3 separate regions of the Homo sapiens genome follow, and regions 2 and 3 are each linked to region 1. Evidence: chromatin loops called from intact Hi-C (ENCODE). Cell type or tissue: OCI-LY7. All regions are shown on one strand.

Evidence for each region. Hi-C counts contacts between places; a loop is a spot of excess contacts. Peaks named below come from ENCODE experiments on the same cell type or tissue, not always from the same donor. Only the 100,000 strongest peaks of a DNase experiment are listed, where the experiment ranks them.
Region 2: it touches region 1 in a loop (10-fold over the local background); 1 of 110 quality-filtered maps calls a loop at or near these places.
Region 3: a loop joins it to region 1, with 3 times the contacts of the local background. A loop is called at or near these places in 1 of 110 quality-filtered maps.

The regions. Positions count from the first base shown.
Region 1 is chr2:145,410,657-145,414,656 of GRCh38, reverse strand. No RefSeq gene overlaps it. Among named protein-coding and RNA genes, the nearest start is that of LINC01966, 530 kb to the right of the region's middle. RefSeq lists an enhancer at 2,258-2,417. In OCI-LY7, no CTCF peak of the experiment used is centred here; DNase peaks (open chromatin) are centred at 2,396 and 2,936; H3K4me3 peaks cover 2,758 bases; H3K27ac peaks cover 3,406 bases.
Region 2 is chr2:145,218,640-145,222,639 of GRCh38, reverse strand. The region is part of intron 6 of LOC100505498 (a long non-coding RNA gene); the gene reads right to left. Among named protein-coding and RNA genes, the nearest start is that of LINC01966, 340 kb to the right of the region's middle. In OCI-LY7, no CTCF peak of the experiment used is centred here; DNase peaks (open chromatin) are centred at 1,939 and 2,239; H3K4me3 peaks cover 1,271 bases; H3K27ac peaks cover 2,766 bases.
Region 3 is chr2:145,585,098-145,589,097 of GRCh38, reverse strand. No RefSeq gene overlaps it. Among named protein-coding and RNA genes, the nearest start is that of LINC01966, 710 kb to the right of the region's middle. In OCI-LY7, no CTCF peak of the experiment used is centred here; no DNase peak of the experiment used is centred here.

The DNA.
Region 1 (4,000 bases):
GTCATACACTAAGCCTCAGACTAGTGCTTGGGTAGTTAAATATCTATCCAGAGAAGTGAGAATTCATTAGTTCTGCCACACACATCCTTCCTCATACATACACAGTTTCCAAGACCCTTCGGAGTGCTGTAGTTTAAAGTGAGACCTGAGGATTTTAATATAAACTTTCAATACATAAAGTTTGCATTTTAACACAAACTTTGAGGTAATTTCTTTAGCACTCATCCTCTAAAATGTCCAAGTTGAAGACTGCCTTTGGGTTTTGTGCTTAGAAGTTAGAGTCAGGCGACAGCATCTTTTTCCATAAACAGCCACATAATAAATATTTTAGGTTTGGAGGATCATGCATAGTTACTTTGTCCTCCTTCTCCTCCTCATCTTTTCACCACACTGCATCCTCCTCTTTATCTTCTTCTTCTTCTCCGTCTTCTTCTTCTTCTTCTTCTTCCTATTTTCTTCTTCTCCTTCTTCTTTTCTTATTCTTCTTTTCTTTTTTGTTTTTCACAACCCTTTACAATATAATGAAAAATTCCTAGCTACAGGTAAACTATAGTCATTATCAGAGTTTTTAGGAAGAGTTGACAAGATGTCTCAAGATTATTAAGTCTATTGGACAGTAGGTCCCTTGCACTCTCATTTTAAATGCTAAGACAATATAACCCATTACAATGGCTTAAAGATTTGAGGTACTTATTTTTGTGTGTGTGTGTGTGTGTGTGTGTGTGTGTGTCTGTGTGTGTCTGTGTGTGTCTGTTTGTGTTTTCCAAACTGGCATTTCCAAAATTATTTCACAATTGATTTCTTCAGTTATGTTGTGCAACTAACCATGTTCCCAACACACTATGTGAAACCACTCCATGTTGCATTGTTTCTGTCACTATGATATGCAAATTCTAAGATGGTCCCTGAGATTTCTACTTCCTTTTGTACACGCACCCCCTGTGCAATCCCATCCAATTGAATGTGTGCATAATTTGTAAAAATGATTGAATTTTACTCCCAATACTAATTGGGTTGACTAATCTGTCGAATTTGAGTTAATTGAAAGAACAATTACCATTGGTGGACTGGACTTAAATATGGTAAGCCTTTAAAAGAGAGACTAGGTCCTTCCTGAAGAGGAAGGTTTAAAGCAGCAGACACTCTCCTGCTTGCCTGAAAGAAGGAAGTTGCCATGTTGTAAGAGGTCTATGGAGGGTGCCATATGGCAAGGACCTGAGAGAGGCCTCTGGCAGCTGAGAGTGCTCCCTGGACATCAGCTGGCAAGAAAACAAGAGCTTCAGTCATAGAGCTGCAAGGAGTTGAATTCTGCCAACAACCATGTGAGTTTGGAAGAGAATCCTGAGTTACAAAGAGTAATGCTGCCTAAATGACACTTTGTTTGCAGCCTTGGGAGGCATGGAGGAGAGGTCCCAGTGAAGCCAGACTCCAGACCTACAGAAATGAGAAGGAATAAATATGTGTTATCTTAATCAGCAAAGTTTGTGATAATTTGTTATGCAGCCATAAAAAACTAAGACAATCACCACACCCAAATGCCCTTTATTGTTCTTTTTACCTGTTAATTTCATCTTTCTAATCTCACCTTCTTCATGAAGCTTTAAATACAATCTCCTTGCATAATAATCCCACATATCTTACTACCTTTAGCACATATTGTCTGAGCAAGTGATAGAATACGTAGTAGCGGCAACGTTTTCTCTTTGAATCATATCTTCCCAGTTGAGAAAAGAGTTCTTTCAGTAGAGGAACCATCTCCTACACTTATTTATATACCCCACAGCCCTTAAAAGTGTCACTGGTTATAAGAGATACTCAATAAATAATTAACAAATTACTCATAACTTCACTTTTACAATATGTCATGGTCATTATATCACTATTCAAATCATCTCTTATGAATTCTGAAGCACATGGTAAGGAAAAAATGAAGACTCCATAGTTAGAGTCAACTGGCCAGATGACATCTTAGACTTCAAAATACTGCATCAGCAAACTCCAATTTATATCAGTTGTACATAATATTCTTCAGGAAAAAGTATAGCAAAACTTCTGAACTCAAAGCCCATAGAACTTTTGTAAAATTTTCTGGCTATTATATTTGCCAGTAAGCAAGGAGATTTGTAGAATACAACTTTGATGCACACAGACTCGGAAGACAGCTGAAAAGAAGCTAAGGCAGAGCACATGTGTGCTGTTTATAGGCAAACACGTGCCACATCACCCACTACCCAGGTGGACATATCTCCTCTAAAGCTGTAATGGCGAGTCAAGTAACCTGTTCAAAAACCCCACAATCTCCTAACCACAGCCACCTGGCTTGTAATTATAGACTTTATTATAAATAGATATAAGCTTTGAGTGATTAGTTATTGTGTACAAAGTATTCAACCGTGGACCACCTGATTTTCACATACTGCTGTACCTTCTCCTTCCTTTGATGCATCTTGGCTATTAATGGAAAAACACCTGTTTCCTGATAGTTCTCTGAGCTATAGAGACGTACATTTATATAGAAACAGCTGGGAGAAAGGTCCTTGTGAAGGACAACAAAATCCAATTCTTACCATCACAAAACTTCCTCCTGGAGCTGCTGATGGAAGCAGTTAAGCCTGCCTTGCATCACTCCTACACAAGCTACAACAAACAAAGTGAAGCTAGGGAGAGTCTTTAACTACTGTGGAAGGATTAAGAAAATCCTACAGCAATAAGGCTGGGATTTCCATTTGATCCTAGAAACAGAAAACGTTTCTAAACCCACAGGTGAATGACATAAACGGAAAGCCAGGAGCGAGGCTGCAAGTGTTTATTGCGTTCCTCTCACATCTTTTTTCAGCACCTGCACATACCTACAGTCTTTCCTCCCCAATGCCCAGGAGCACGGGACATCCAGCTACACTGATAAACTAGCAGCAGCTCAAGAAAATGAATGATGACAGGAAATGAAAGTGACAGTGACAGTTTGTGGTTGTTTGATTTCTTAAATGCAATGAATGGTGGCCACAGAGTTTCCTGTCAACAAGTGTCTGGATAGAAAAATGAAAAAGCAATCAAAACAGTAACTGACACTTCAGGGCATTTCAGGGAAGCCCAGGGCTCACTGTGCAACAAAACCACCTGCTTAGTGTTCTCCATGGGAACTACCACTCACCCTGAGAGGAATTATCAGGATAAAGCCAAGGTGGGTGGGTGCAATGCCAGCTCATTAGTTTAATCTCCAAGGAAAGGTGGACCAAATGATAAAATTCTGGACTAAATGACCTCTGTGGTCAAATCCAGTGCAATGCTCTGTGGTCAATTCCAGTGTAAAGATTCTAGAAATAATACAGGATGAAGGGGTAGGAAATGTGACCCTAATGCAGATACCATTAGTAATTTAATTATAGGAACTTCAATTAATTTACTTCTCTCTGCCTTAATCCCTCCTCATGTAAAAATGCTACCCTTCCTTTCTGTCTTTAAGCCAGAAATCTGCTAGTTGTATGAGTTACAGGAAGAAGATCCACAATATTAGAGACACAGGGAATTAATAAACAATCGTATACAAGTATCTGGAAAAAGAGAAGAGCACTGAATTTGATATTGAACACGTTTTCTTGGCCTAATGAACATAACTGCATCCCACCATGTTTTCATCTCATCTCTCCCCTGTGACATCCCTACTGTCAAGCCAGAGTTCTTGCCATTTTCTGCTTTGAATCTTGATCTAGCCCTACCTCTTGACTTTATCCCAGTCTGATTTCCACTTCTATCAACTCTATCTAAGTGCTAGCTCCCCGTTCTCCAGCAAGTGGCCCTGCCTATCACCTTCACCCCAATGCGTTCCTCTCCACTCAGAGAAATGTGAACCTGTATCGCATGGTGTAGCCTTTCTTCTTGAAATTCTTCTCTCCTTTTTTTAATCCTTAAAAAAGAAAATGCTTTAGAGAAATATGACTGTAATTAACAACTGACAAAAATATCTGGGCTTGAGCTGAAGTGGGAAATCACAAACGTTAGT
Region 2 (4,000 bases), 190 kb after region 1:
GACCCACTCAGAAGTTGCAAAGCTCTGCTTCAATCTATTGGTGACACAATTCATTAAGAACAGGTTAGATTCACGGGGATAGTAATTAATTCCACCTCCTAATATGAGGTGAAGTATTTTCCAAACTCTAGCATGGTTGCTAAGCCTTCTCTTTATAAGTGGTTGCTGAACATGTGCTTCACTCTGTCACTGCATTTAATTCTATCAGAGAGCATTGCTTTTCTTACTAGTTATGTATTTCATGCAATGAAAGGGTATGGTTTATAGTATTCAAGAAAACATGATTCCTCAAATTAAGGAACTCTTAGCAGAGAGAGACTGAACCATATGAAAGATCTAATATTTAACCATCATTGACTAACAAAAATTTGTAGGATGATTTTCAATTTTGTATGATTCAACTTAATACTTCAGGTATCCATCAGCATTGAGATGTATATTTTAAAAATATTTTATATTAATGTTTAGCAAATTCAGAAAGAAAGCTTTGAAATCTTAACTTTGAGAAAAAGTGAACATTTTATGCTAGGTCAGGATTGCCAGACCAACATGTCTATCTTCTGGTTACTTATGTCCCTTAGTCCAGATTCCTGAATCCCTTCCTGGCATTGATTCTCTGAGTTAATGAGGCCAATGCTTGGATTTGGCGAAGACTTGTAAAGACCTTCTCTCCAACCTTATCCCCTTGGGAGGGAATAAGGTCAATTCACTGTGTCAATAGCAATAAAAGCGCTCTCCTTCTTACCAAATCTTCTATTTTTCTTTGTGACTTTCCCAGTGTTGCTCCCCACATGAAGGACCTGTCTTACAATTTACTTCTAACTGGAAAGCTTTTCAATAATAGATCCCCTGTGAAGGAACCCATAACTCTTAAAGTGAGGGAAGGTAGCCAAACCTCAAAGCTCAGAGCTGACTACTTGCTGAGTTGGTATATTTTAGGAAGGGATTAGTATGTGTCAATAACTCTCTCATACTATGGTTTATGTGGTATGAAACACTCAACAAATATAAACTAGTAACAGCAACATGACTATAGCTCTCCTTTGTCTTCTATTACTTAAACAGTATTAATTGAACTACATAAGTTTTCTATCTCTCACACCTTAGACATTTTAAATATTTAATCATATGTGGTTCAAGACAATAGTGTCTTTGGTCTCTAAGATAACTCCTTTTGTCTTTTAAGTGAGGTTCTAGCTATTAACATTGAGAATTTATGGACATTACATGTTATTTGAAACACAACACTCTGATAATAACACTTCTGACCCTATGAAGCCAGGGTAGACAAAACGTTAAGTGGGAATCAGAGCAAAAGGGATTGTCTCCATCAGTGATGTCCTGATAGTGGATTACAAGAGGGTGTGAACTCATGATAACTAAGGAGAGAAAGGCTGCTGACTAATATCAGTTCTATCTTTAAGGAAGTCTGGGCTCTGCTTAGTGTTAGGGCTGAGATACAAAACAATTTCTCTATTTTCCCAGATAGTTCACCCCTCCCTAATTATAGCCCTCAGACGAATGTTTTGTTACCATGAGAAAGCAGGCAAAGCAGGAAGGAAATAATCAGACATTTTTACTTAGAACATTGAATTTTAATACTGTTTTCCTCTTGCTAACAGACCTTTCAATTTTACTTCTTACATATTTTAAGTGTGATCAATTTTACCTTTCAGGATATTATTCCTCATCCATAAAATTACACAAAAATTGCCATAAACAAGCTGGCTGCAAAGGAACAATCGTCATACTTTAAAAAAAATAACCTTCGTGTTTATAGAAATAATAAAGCCCATGCAGTACTTCTTTTAAAGATCTTGCTCTAAACAAACTGAATTATTCATGCATAGAATTGTGCAGCATTAGAACACCTGTTTTCAATCATGCATAATGTAAAATCACTCATTACCTCACAAGAGCCTCTACATCTCCAGCAATCAAATGGCATTGAAACAGCAAAACAGGTGCCTGGCAGGTGGATCCAAGCAGATGTTTTGGGCTTGCATGCCTTTTCTTGTACAGGTGTGATGATCTTGTTTTCAACTGCATAATTGCTATTTAAAAAGGTAATATTTAATTCTTATGTACTTTAATATTTATTTTTGCTTCTTCAATTCCTCTCCTTCTTTGACACTGCCTGGGCTTGAGGTGGATTTGAAAGCTTTCAGGATCCTGTAAGGTGGAGTGATGCCAGTTGAAGGTGCAATCTCACTTAGGCTTTCACTGCAAAGGAACTCTTCTGGGTGAGCATTCGGGGTTTCAGCAGCATGACTAACTACTGAACGGAAATGGAAAAGTTACTTTCCCTTGTTAGGTATCATCCGAAAGTCATATTTAACCATTTCTCCTGTGCATACAAGGAATTTTAAATTAAGTTGATGCAAATCTATGAGTGCAAATCAGATAGAGAACATCTTTCTTTAGCTGCCGATACACACTTTATTGAACTTCCCCAAAGACAGCTCTGTGTGTATCCTCCTTGTGAGGCATCAAAATGCATTTGCTTAAGCATGTTTTAGTAAAACATCTTTAAGTCTCAGCTGGAAATAGGGTTTTCACTTCGTACTAGATTTATCCAATATAAATTCATTCAAGCGGAATAAGTAATGCAGCTTTCAACAGGGGGTGTTACAGGCACCTTATTTCCCTGTCTGTTTGTATAGTTCTTCCTTTTTTTAATAATCAACAAATTTAGTATCAGTGGAAGGTGCTATATTGAAAGCTGGAAAGACAGGAAGCTCTATTTTTGAGAACAGGTGCAGCATGAATTTCTATGGCATCCCATCAATGCTATCCTTCTCTACAAATCCTTGTGACTCTTTTAGCCATGGGTTGACAGTGAGTTAGCCTGCCAGAGTAAAATTAGAAGTCCATTCTGCTGACATAGTTGAAGGTTTGGGCATGCATATATCTCAAATACTTTAGTGACTGCCATACCAGGCAAACAAACTCTGGATCACACCAACAACAATGGATATTTTTGACATGATACACATTATATCATAGATAATATAGGTAAACTCTAAAATGTCCAAATACATCTTGGTAAAGAGAACAATGTTTTCCATCATACAAATATTGTATTTATCTCTTTCAAGTATCCAGACACCTTACATTATTCATGTACAACAAAGACCTGGAAGATGGCTTTCTCCTATTCTAAAGGTAGTTGGCTCTATGTAGACATGGCCATTATTTAGATTAGACATGTGATATTCTTTCCAATGAAAATATCCTGAAATTAGTGAAGGAAAAATTCTATTACGTTTATTTTACTAGCTAAAGTATTTACATTATTTAAGCTACTGCAATAGATTTTTAAAGTCAAAAAATTAACCCTTTGTGTTTTCTTGTATTTTCACCTTATTACTGATGATTTGCTGTATGGATAGTCATAACTTTCTCTTGAGTTTTACCTATATCACAAGTACAGTGAGAATGAAATGTATGTTGCAGTCTATATTAAACAAATCAATCCCATTTTTTCATATCTATTATATTTATCCTACTTATATATTAGTTATCGATATTTTCTTGTTACAAATTATTTTAACTATTAGTTGTATGTTAATTAAGATCTATCACCATCTGTGAATAATAATCATAACAAATCACTATTACCACCATTTCTTAAGTGCCTATCATGGGCCAAAAATGGCATTAAATCATTAAATGCTTTACACATTTTTTTTAATATTGTACCACACACCCACACAAATATTACATGCACTATTGTTACCTTTACCATTTTTATTATTTGAGTATGTTACAAAATGTAGACCTACCAAAGGCTGATAATATAAAATCTATTGTTAAACTTGGTTTCAAGTTCTTCCCCAGGTCAGCCTACTTTAGCTTGTTAGAGTTTTTAACTCTTCAGGAGCTGTGGAGTAGGATATAAATTTGATATAACACTCCATAATATCCCTATGTGGTCACTGATAGAAGAAACACAAGCTGGTTCTAAACAAGGCATTTAAAAAAGCATTTCCAATAAAGT
Region 3 (4,000 bases), 170 kb before region 1:
AGGATAGTGACAAAAGATGGCATTAAACCAGCAGGTGAACAAATAAGGATCAATTATATCCTGTGATCAGTGCTCTAAAGGCAACAGAAAGGGATGATGTTGGAGATAGTAACTACTTTAGATTGGGTTGTCAGAAGATACCTCAGAGGAGATGATATATAACTTTAATAAAGATGAAAAGGAGCTAGCCATAGAAAGAGCTTTCTGGGCAGAGGAAATGTCCCAGGCAAAGGTCCTGAGGTCGGAAAGAGCTTAACAGGTTTGAAGAAAGAAAAGAAAGCCAGTGTCGCTGAAGTACAGTCCAGGACAGGAGGAATCGTGTAAGATGCAAAGCTTCCTGAATAGATATAAATGACTGACACCTGATCCTCAAGGAAGATTACATATCAACTGTACCTGTGGACACTGATCTTTTCACAGTGGAATCTTCAAATGGTATCATTTTCGCTTCTATTTTATAATCTCTACTTTCTTGTCTCTTTGTAAACTCTTTTAACAATTAGAATTTTGGCTTTTAGCTTATATTTTTAGATACTTTTGAAATGACTCAAGCTTCTGGACAAAGGAAATTGGATTAGCAATCCAGTGACAATATAAATTTTGAAATAATCTCACTTTTTTTCTAGTCAAAGCAGGAAATTGAGAAATATGGATGAAGAAAATTATATAAAAAGACCATCATAATGGAAAAAATGGTCAGTTCTATGCAATATTCATCAAATTCTTTTTGCAAGGAGGTAGGGATATAAATTTTAAACAGATTAAATTGTATAGATTAAAGTTGCAAGTTAGTTATAACATCCAAAGCAAGAGGGCAAATCTAATTTCTCCACAGGGTTAGGGATATGGTTTGGCTGTGTCCCCACCCAGATCTCATCTTGAATACCCACATGTTGTGGGAGGGACCCAGTGGGAGGTAACTAAATCATGGGGGCAGGTCTCTCCCATGCTGTTCTCCTGATAGCGAGTAAGTCTTACAAGACCTGACGGTATTATAAGAGGGAGTTTTCCTGCCCAATCTCTCTTTGCCTGCTGCCATCCACATAAGACATGATTTACTCCTCCTTGCCTTCTGCCATGATTTTGAGGCCTCCCCAGCCATGTGGGACTGTAAGTACAATAAACCCCTTTCTTTGGTAAATTGTTCAGTCTCGGGTATGTCTTTATCAGCAGCATGAAAACGGACTAATACATTAGCTTAAAAGTTATGATACGGTTTAATTATTTCATTTAGACTGGAATGTCAAACATATATATATATTTAGGTGATATTACAGTTACACATTATTACTACAACTGGGGTCAATAAACTGTGCAAAGTTTAATTATATTAACATTAAACTAAGAAAAGAAAAATATTAACTTTTTCTTAACATTTTCACAATGTTATGCTATAAACTTTTTGATTAAAAACTATAAAGATAAAACTTACAGTGAAATATTTCAATTATAGATGAACACTAGGCCCCCAGTAATCCTTAAAGTTTTAGTCTACAAGCACTGTCAGGTCCATGGCAAGTAAATAAATAAAATCCAATAAGTTCTTGAAATCACTAAAACACTTAGATTAAAAATGCTTATTGAGTAATAATTGAAATCTGCTATATTTCAGAAAAAGAAATGATTTTAAACAAATTATTATTATTATTTTTTTTGAGATGGAGTCTCTCTCTGTTGCCCAGGTTGGCATGTAGTGGCACCGTCTCAGCTCACTGCAACCTCCTCCTCCCGGGTTCAAGCGATTCTCCTGCCTCAGCCTCCCAAGTAGCTGTGATTACAGGTGCCCGCCACCACACGCGGATAATTTTTGTGATTTTAGTATAAACAGGGTTTCACCATGTTGGCCAGGCTGGTTTCGAACTCCTGAGCTCAAGTGATCTACCCACCTTGGCCTCCCAAAGTGCTGGTATTACAGGTGTAAGCCACCATGCCCGGCCAACAAATTCTTATAATAAAAATATCAGGAAAAGTAATGAAACCCATAGTTTATTTCTCTTTGGTGCAAGGTAGTTTCAAGCCTCGTTTTTTAATACTCTATGTTAAAAATCTATCATTCTTATAATGATTTTTGCTGAATACATTTATGAGCATTTTAGCAAAAGTTATAGGCCTAAAGAAGGCTGGTCTTTAAATGGTTAAACATATGGACATTTGTTATTTTCTAAAGTAGATGGTTGGATATGAATAAAAGATAACACCTTCAACTGAATAGTCACTAAATTGTGATTAGCTAATTGCACTATGAAATTATTATGATCTACAGGATAAGAGACGTGTTACACATTGTAATTTCTAAACAAACACATCAATTTCATGGGGCACAGTCCCGCCTCCATATACAGTAATTTACACACACAATCTCATTAGTATAAGTAGGATTTACATACCAACTCCCTTTAGTAGTTAAAGGAGAACCTAACTCAATAAGATTATTTCAAGTTTTTAGGCAGAAATCAGGGATCAAACTACCCTGAGCTAGAGAAGTTCAATATTTCACTTGTCAAGAGACGATGGATATAGAACCTATTTGTATCATGATTTCCTATGTTAAATGCTTAGAAAAAAATAGAAGGAAAGAAATGAAATGAAATAGCTTTATTGAAAATACTTTGAGAAGGCCCTGGTGACCTCAGCTTACTGTAGGTAGAATTTTGCTCTTGGTTCATGCAGGGTATGCTCAGCCAAAGCTTCAGCTAAGGTCATTATTGCTACGGTTTCTATTCAAACATATTTTTAGTCTTTTTTACTTAGGAAAAAGACAGAAGGGATTTCTTAGAGGGAAACAACTTGGGAAATGAAGAGAGATCTATAATTTTAGTTTACACAGCTTACAGTAAAGCTTAAGGTTAAAGTAACAAAACAGAGCAAAGCCTGACTCACATCAACAGAGGCAATTGCTTTAAGGTTTTATAAATGGAGAAGAAGAAAAAGAAGAAATAACAGATCAGGGTTTTAAAGTGATCCCAGAACATGCCTGAATCTATTTGTTGGTAGACTGTGAAAAAGAAAAGTGTTTAAAGGAAAGATTAATTAAAGCCTTTCATTTTCTCTAAAATGTTTTTAAGTCCTTTGTGCACCAGGAACATCACACTTTAACCTGCAATTGGCATCCATACAGATTCATAAATAGGCTCCAGTTGGACAGACAGACTCATTAATTCTCTCTTTATCACAAACCCAGAACATCTGGGTATTGCCTTTTAAAACAACATCAGGTTAAGAAAACAAACCATTTCTCAGACCTGACAAAGGGTTTTGAGTTACAGGATGGACAATCTTAAGGTGAATAAACTAGTATAGTTGGATATCACATGCAGGTTATTTAGAAGTTTATTCACAACTTTATGGATTTCTGAATCCCATGCTCTGCACTTTGCCATTTTCAACCTTGTTCCTAGTTTTTGGCTAAAGGGAAAACAATTAGTACATTTCAGGGAACAAATACATTTGAATAAATTATACCTGTTCTCAGAATATTTAGGATAAGGGTTAAATACCTCAAATCTCTCATGCCAACTCATTCTTTGGACAACACTGATTTAACTTATTAAGAGAAAGGCTTGGTTTGTTCTTGCTGATCCTGAACAGCCTAGGAAATTCTTAAATTCTGAACTCATATATCTCCAAAGATTATCACAGAAGATTTTTTCTACTTCTCTGTTTAAAAGAAACATCATGCCTCCTCCTGAAATATGACTGTTGCAGAGCCAATGACACACTTTCAATGTCATAAACATGGACGAATTTGCTTCGAACATTGCATATAGGAAAGAGTGTGTTTCTTGCTTAATGTTTGCAGTAAAACAAACAGTAGATGCACAACCCTATTGGAGACTCCAGGCCCACTTTGGATTTCATATATAACTATCCTTGTCCATAAGAGGAAAAAGAATATTATCAGATCTAAATTGACCAGGCTAGGAATGTGTGTACATCTGTGTGTGTCTGTTTGTCTGTGTGGGTGTGTGTTGTGCACTCCATAAACGTGGATTTGAAACAG